Regions from separate parts of the Homo sapiens genome. Here region 1 is linked to region 2. Evidence: chromatin loops called from intact Hi-C (ENCODE). Cell type or tissue: PC-3. All regions are shown on one strand. Each heading gives the region's core, and the rest is flanking DNA. Links, peaks and the distances in the headings are about the cores only.

What was found. A loop is a pair of places that touch in the nucleus more often than their neighbours do. Peaks named below come from ENCODE experiments on the same cell type or tissue, not always from the same donor. Only the 100,000 strongest peaks of a DNase experiment are listed, where the experiment ranks them.
Region 1: a loop joins it to region 2, with 3 times the contacts of the local background. A loop is called at or near these places in 10 of 110 quality-filtered maps.

What each region holds. Positions count from the first base shown.
Region 1 is chr11:66,814,386-66,817,187 of GRCh38, forward strand. It overlaps TOP6BL (TOP6B like initiator of meiotic double strand breaks), which reads left to right. Exons shown (of 15, transcript NM_001302084.2): 9 at 1,668-1,814. Among named protein-coding and RNA genes, the nearest start is that of RCE1, 28 kb to the right of the region's middle. In PC-3, for the core only: no CTCF peak of the experiment used is centred there; a DNase peak (open chromatin) is centred at 1,456; H3K4me3 peaks cover 1,342 bases; H3K27ac peaks cover 2,238 bases.
Region 2 is chr11:66,738,643-66,741,444 of GRCh38, forward strand. It overlaps a transcript of SPTBN2 not described here. Among named protein-coding and RNA genes, the nearest start is that of TOP6BL, 4.7 kb to the right of the region's middle. In PC-3, for the core only: a CTCF peak has its summit at 1,496; a DNase peak (open chromatin) is centred at 1,519; H3K4me3 peaks cover 384 bases; H3K27ac peaks cover 1,318 bases.

The DNA.
Region 1 (2,802 bases), core at 138-2,637, 76 kb after region 2:
GTAGCTGGGATTACAGGTGCCTACCACCATGCCTGGCTAATAGTTTTTTGTATTTTTGGTAGAGACAGAGTTTCCCCATGTTGGCCAGGCTGGTCTTGAACTCCTGACCTCAAGTGGCCCACCTGTCTCAGCCTCTCAAAGTGCTGGTATTACAGGTGTGAGCCACCGCACCCGGCCTGGCATTGCATGTTGATACTGGTTCTCCTCTTACTTCCTCTGCTGCCTCCTCTATTCCTGGTCCTTCTGTTAGATACTTGTTCAGAGGATTTCTAATGTACCTAATCTGTCAACTCTGGGCCTTTACAAAGGTGAGTAAGGGAGCAATGATACCTCTGAACTACTGTGGAAGAGAAATGCTTCATAATGAACTGAGAAAATCCACATAAAATTCCTTAGAAAAAGTTAAAACGCATACAAATGCAAGATGTAATAGTATTAGGCCTAGGAAGCTGGCTGTAATATTCCCATAAGCTCTAACCACACCAGCTTTGGGTGAATCATGCTAAAAGCTGGAGGTTAATAACTGAGCTAATAAAACTGGGAAATTGGAGTATGCGACCATGGGCTGATATCTAGGAGGGGTTGCAGTTTTGAGATTGACTGTTCTAACTAGAATCCTTTGAAATTTAGAAGGTAGTCTGGTCGTCTGGCTCCTGAAGAAGACGACCAGTAGGGAAGAGGTATTCTGCGGCTATGACTGGTATGAGAACATTGAAGCCTACTGGGATGGGGCAGTATCTTAGAGGGAATGATAGACTCCACCGATTTCGAATAGAGATATGACTGGTGAATTTCTAGGGATCGCCATACCTCCTTTTCTCTTTCATTTTTGTTTTTGGGCTTTGCTGGTTTAGTTTTTTGCCAATTCATGGTCCTGAACTTTCTCAGTTAACTTTGGAAATGAATAACGTAGGAAATGTCCTCTCATCTCCCTCCCTTATTACTCTAAAGGACAGAACCAGGATCCACATGGAGGTACTTCTCTACATGGATCTGAAATATGGGACTATCCTGATTGTATTCTAAAGGATCAAGGTGCTAGAAAGTGACCACTGGGCAATGGATTACATTTGGGGATACAAATATATAGTATTGGGGCTAAGAGAACAGGTTTTTTAGTCAGTCTAGCAAAGTCTAGAACTCAGTTCCACCACCTACTGGCTCCCGTTGGACGAGGTATTTAACCTATCTGTGCCTCTTTTCTTATCTGTAAAAGGGCATAAGAATAGGTTCTATCCGATACTGTTGTTGTGAAGTCTAAATGTTGAAATAGTACATAAGCATTTGATGCAGTACCTGGCACATAACACAAATTAGCTGTTGTCATTACACTCAGGTGAATCTAACCTCTTACCAGCCATACCTGCCTTAGAAAGTTGTACAAGGAATCAATGAATTTATTGTGTAGAGCTTCTCAGTAATGTAAAGGAGTGCTGTTTGGCTTGCATTTTACACACATAGTTACTATTTTAATGTTCTTCCTGTGAGTCATTATGATTTGCTTCCATCATGTGGATAGAGAAACAGGTTCAGGAGGGTAAATGGGTGTTCAGATTTAGATCTCCTATTCTCAGATCCTTCTTTGTTCAGAATACAGGTTCTGTAGTCACTTTGTATTTCAAGAGCTTTACTTATCTTAGAAATTCGTGTAATATCTTGTCCTCTAGATTTGGTGCTTCCAGATGTGAGTTATCAGGTGGAATCCAGTGAGGAGGATCAGTCTCAGACTATGGATCCTCAAGGACAAACTCTGCTGCTTTTTCTCTTTGTGGATTTCCACAGTGCATTTCCAGTCCAGCAAATGGAAATCTGGGGTAAGTATAAGAGAATGGGGTTGCCAGCTGGGGTGTGCCAAATGCTAAGAGAGAGGGAAACTTTGTGTAATGCACACATCTAAATTAGATATATTTCTGTAGAATAAATAAGTTCAGTGAAAAACCTTGCTTAATAAAATGAACATATCCTATAGAAAAGATTCATATATTGATGCATCGCTTAAATGATGACATTTCTAGTCTGGTTGGCCAGAAATCAGCAGATACTTCATATATTGCTCCCTAGGGATCAGCGGTTTTCAACGTTAGCCGCACAATATATTACCTGGAGAGCATCTAAAATGCTTACTCCCCAGAGATTCTGATTTCCAGATGGACTGAGGTGGGGCTTAGGGTTCAGTATGTTTTTAAATTTTTTTTATTTTTAGAGATGCTCTGTCGTCCAGGCTGGAGTACAGTTGCGCGAGCATAGCTCAATGCAACATCAAACTCCTGGGCTCATGTGGTCCTCCCGCTTCAGCCTCCCAAGTAGCTGGGCCTACAGATGCATGCCAGTGCACCTGGATAACTTTTTCAATTATATTTTGTATTATTATTTTTTGTATGGAGGTCTTGCTTTGTTGCCCAGGCTGTTCTCGAACTCCTGGCTTCAAGTAATCTTCCTTCCTCGGCATCCCCAAGTGCTTGTCAGTATGTTTTTAAAGTTTCTCAGGCTGGGTGCGGTGGCTCATGCCTGTAATCTCAGCACTTTGGGAGGTTGAAGTGGGTGGATCACTTGCAGCCAGGAGTTCAAGGCCAGCCTAGCTAACACGGCGAAACCCCATCTCTACTAAAAATACAAAAATTAGCTGGCATGGTGGCAGCTTCTTGTAATCCCAGCTATTCAGGAGGCTGAGGCAGGAGAATCTCTTGAACCCAGGAGGCAGAGGTTGCAGTGAGCCAAGATTGTACCACTGCACTTCAGCCTGGACAAGAGATTGAGACTCTGTCTCAAGAAATAAAATAAAATAAAATAAAATAAAATCAC
Region 2 (2,802 bases), core at 57-2,556:
GTAGCTGGGACTACAGGTGCTCGCCACCACGCCCGGCTAATTTTTGTATTTTTAGTAGAGATGTGGTTTCACCATGTTGGCCAAGATGGTCTCTATCTCCTGACCTCATTACCTGCCTGCCTCGGCCTCCCAAAGTGCTGGGATTACAGGCGTGAGCCACTGCGCTTGGCCATTATTATTATTTTTTGAGACAGTGTCTCACTCTGTTGCCCAGGCTGGAGTGCAGCAGCCCAATCTCAGCTCACTGCAACCTCTGCTTCCCAGATTCAAGCAATCCTCCCACCTCAGCCTCATGAGTAGCTGGGACTATAGGTGCTCACCACCATGCCTGCCTAATTTATTTTTTGTAAAGGCAGGGTTTGCCATGTTGGCCAGGCTGGTCTTGGGCTCCCGAGCTCAAGCGATCTGCCCACTTTAGCCTCCCCAAATGCTGGGATTACAGGCGTGAGCCAACGTGCCGGGCCTAAGTTTTAATTTTTTTAAAGATGAGGTCTCATTATGTTGTCCAGGCTGGTCTCCAACTCCTAGGCTCAAGCAATCCTCCTGCCTAGGCCTCCTCAAGTGCTGGGATTACAGGCGTGAGCCACTGTGCACAGCCAAGTCAACTTTTAGAGATCGGTGAAAAATCAGCTCAACTAAGGTTCCAGAAAACTAGCTTTAAAGACTGTACACCTGTATCCCTGGCAAAGTGCTTCGGAGTACTGTAATCACACACAGTCAGGATGTCTCAATTCTTTTCCCATTTTACCTCTCTTTAGGTGTTATATTTTAGTTTTCCATAGCTAAAATAGGAAAATTCTCCCAGGAATATAGTTAAAATAATGTCTATGAAACAATCTGAGAGTTTTAGAATATGTGGAGTCAATGTCCTCTTTAATGAGGCTGCTGGAAGAATTTTTGTCTCAATTAGCCTACCTGTCTTTCAAATACAGTTGATCATCTGGTCTTTGGATCAATAGGTTTACTTGACCATATGTGACCACATTACAGTGCTGTTTGCATTCCCAAGGTTTCTAAGTCACAAAGAATACTTCTCTTCCAGTGGACATCAGCTGGCAGGACAAATCCAGCCCTACTTAGAGATAAGGTAAAAAGCCAATTATAGCCTGGGCGCAGTGGCTCACGCCTGTAATCCCCCCAGCACTTTAGGAGGCTGAGACAGGCAGATCACATGAGGTCAGGTGTTCGAGACCAGCCTGGCCAACATGGTGAAAGCCTGTCTCTACTAAAAATACAAAAATTAGCCAGGTACGGTGATGCATGCCTGTAATCCCAGCTGCTCGTGAGGCTGAGGCAGGAGAATAGCTTGAACCCAGGAGATGGAGGTTGCAGTGAGCCGAGATCCTGCCACTGCACTCCAGCCCAGGCAACAAGAACAAAACTCCTTCAAAAAAAAGCCAGTTACACAGGGCAGAACCACTTTGTGATGTAGATTTTATTGGCTATCTAGGCAGAGGAAAAATTGGACAATAATAGGAAAGGAATGAAATCTCCTGGGCTGGCCCAGCACCTGCTACTGGTGGATGAGAAATCAGACTTTGTGCAAAGGGTGACTTGGCCAGGAAGAACAGGAAGTTAGTCAGTATCATAGTCAGTTATTCAAGGAGAGGAAGAAAACAGGGAATGGGGGTGAAGAACGAAATACTCGAGTTATATAAACTTTGGTACTGTCCCAGGAAAAGAATCTCTCTTTTCCCCTAAGTCTTAGAAAGGGGAAGAACAGATGCTGTAGTCCAAGAATTGCACAAAAGTCAGCACCATTATGGCCTCTAGTTGCCCCCATTAGCCCAATAATATTCCTCTGCTAGAACATCCCTGTCTGACCCCTGATAAGAAAGCAGAGGGAGGTGAGTGGTGAAGCTGCCCCAGATTCTGTGCTCCAGGTGGAGAAGGCCTCAAGAAGGTGAAGGGATGAGCTAATCTGAGCCTCATGGCCCCATTTCCAAGGATGTGATTAGTGGAGAGTCACCTGGGACCTGCTCCATTTCAGGAAACCCGGTTATGGGAACTGGTATGGGACAGACTTTGCTCAGGACCCGAGAGAAGCAGTTAACCCTTTCCTACTGTCTGGATGGGAAACAGCTTAATAGTTGCTTGGTTCTTTCCCAGGGGAGGGAGTCTTCAAATGGACTTCCTTTTGCATCAGCTTGGAAAGGCGGACCTCAAGGATATTTTCTACTTAAGTTCCTAGGGTCAGCCTCTTTAGGGCATTTGAAAGCTCTAGGGGAGCCTAAGAAACAAGGTGGGGCCTTAAGAAGTGTCTAGGAGACACAGAGAGGGCACATTCAAAAGGAAAGCTCAACAGTCCCTAAAATGTCATTGTTCATCTGGCAGCACTCCCTAGGATGTTCTGGTTCCACTCAAACCCTTGAGTTTGGGTCAGAATCAGTCTTGGGCTCTTCTTATAGGGGGGCAGGGAGTGTGTCTCAGACAGAGGGTTTCTTTTTGGAATAAACAAGATATCCAAAGTAGACATGTGATATGGTTTGGCTGTGTGACCATCCAAATCTCATCTTGAAGTGTAGTTCCCATAATCCCCATGTGTCATGGGAGGGACCAGGCGGAGATAATTCAATCATGGGGGCAGTTTCCCTCATCCTGTTCTTCTGATAGTGAATTAGTTCTCAAGAGATCTGATGGTTTTATAAGGGGCTTCCCCCTTCACTGGGCACTCATTCTTCCCCTTCCTGCTGCCATGTGAAGAAGTATCTGTTTACTTCCCCTTCTGCCATGATTCTAAGTTTCCTGAGGCCTCCCTAGCCATGATGAACAATGAGTCAATTAAAACTCTTTCCTTTATAA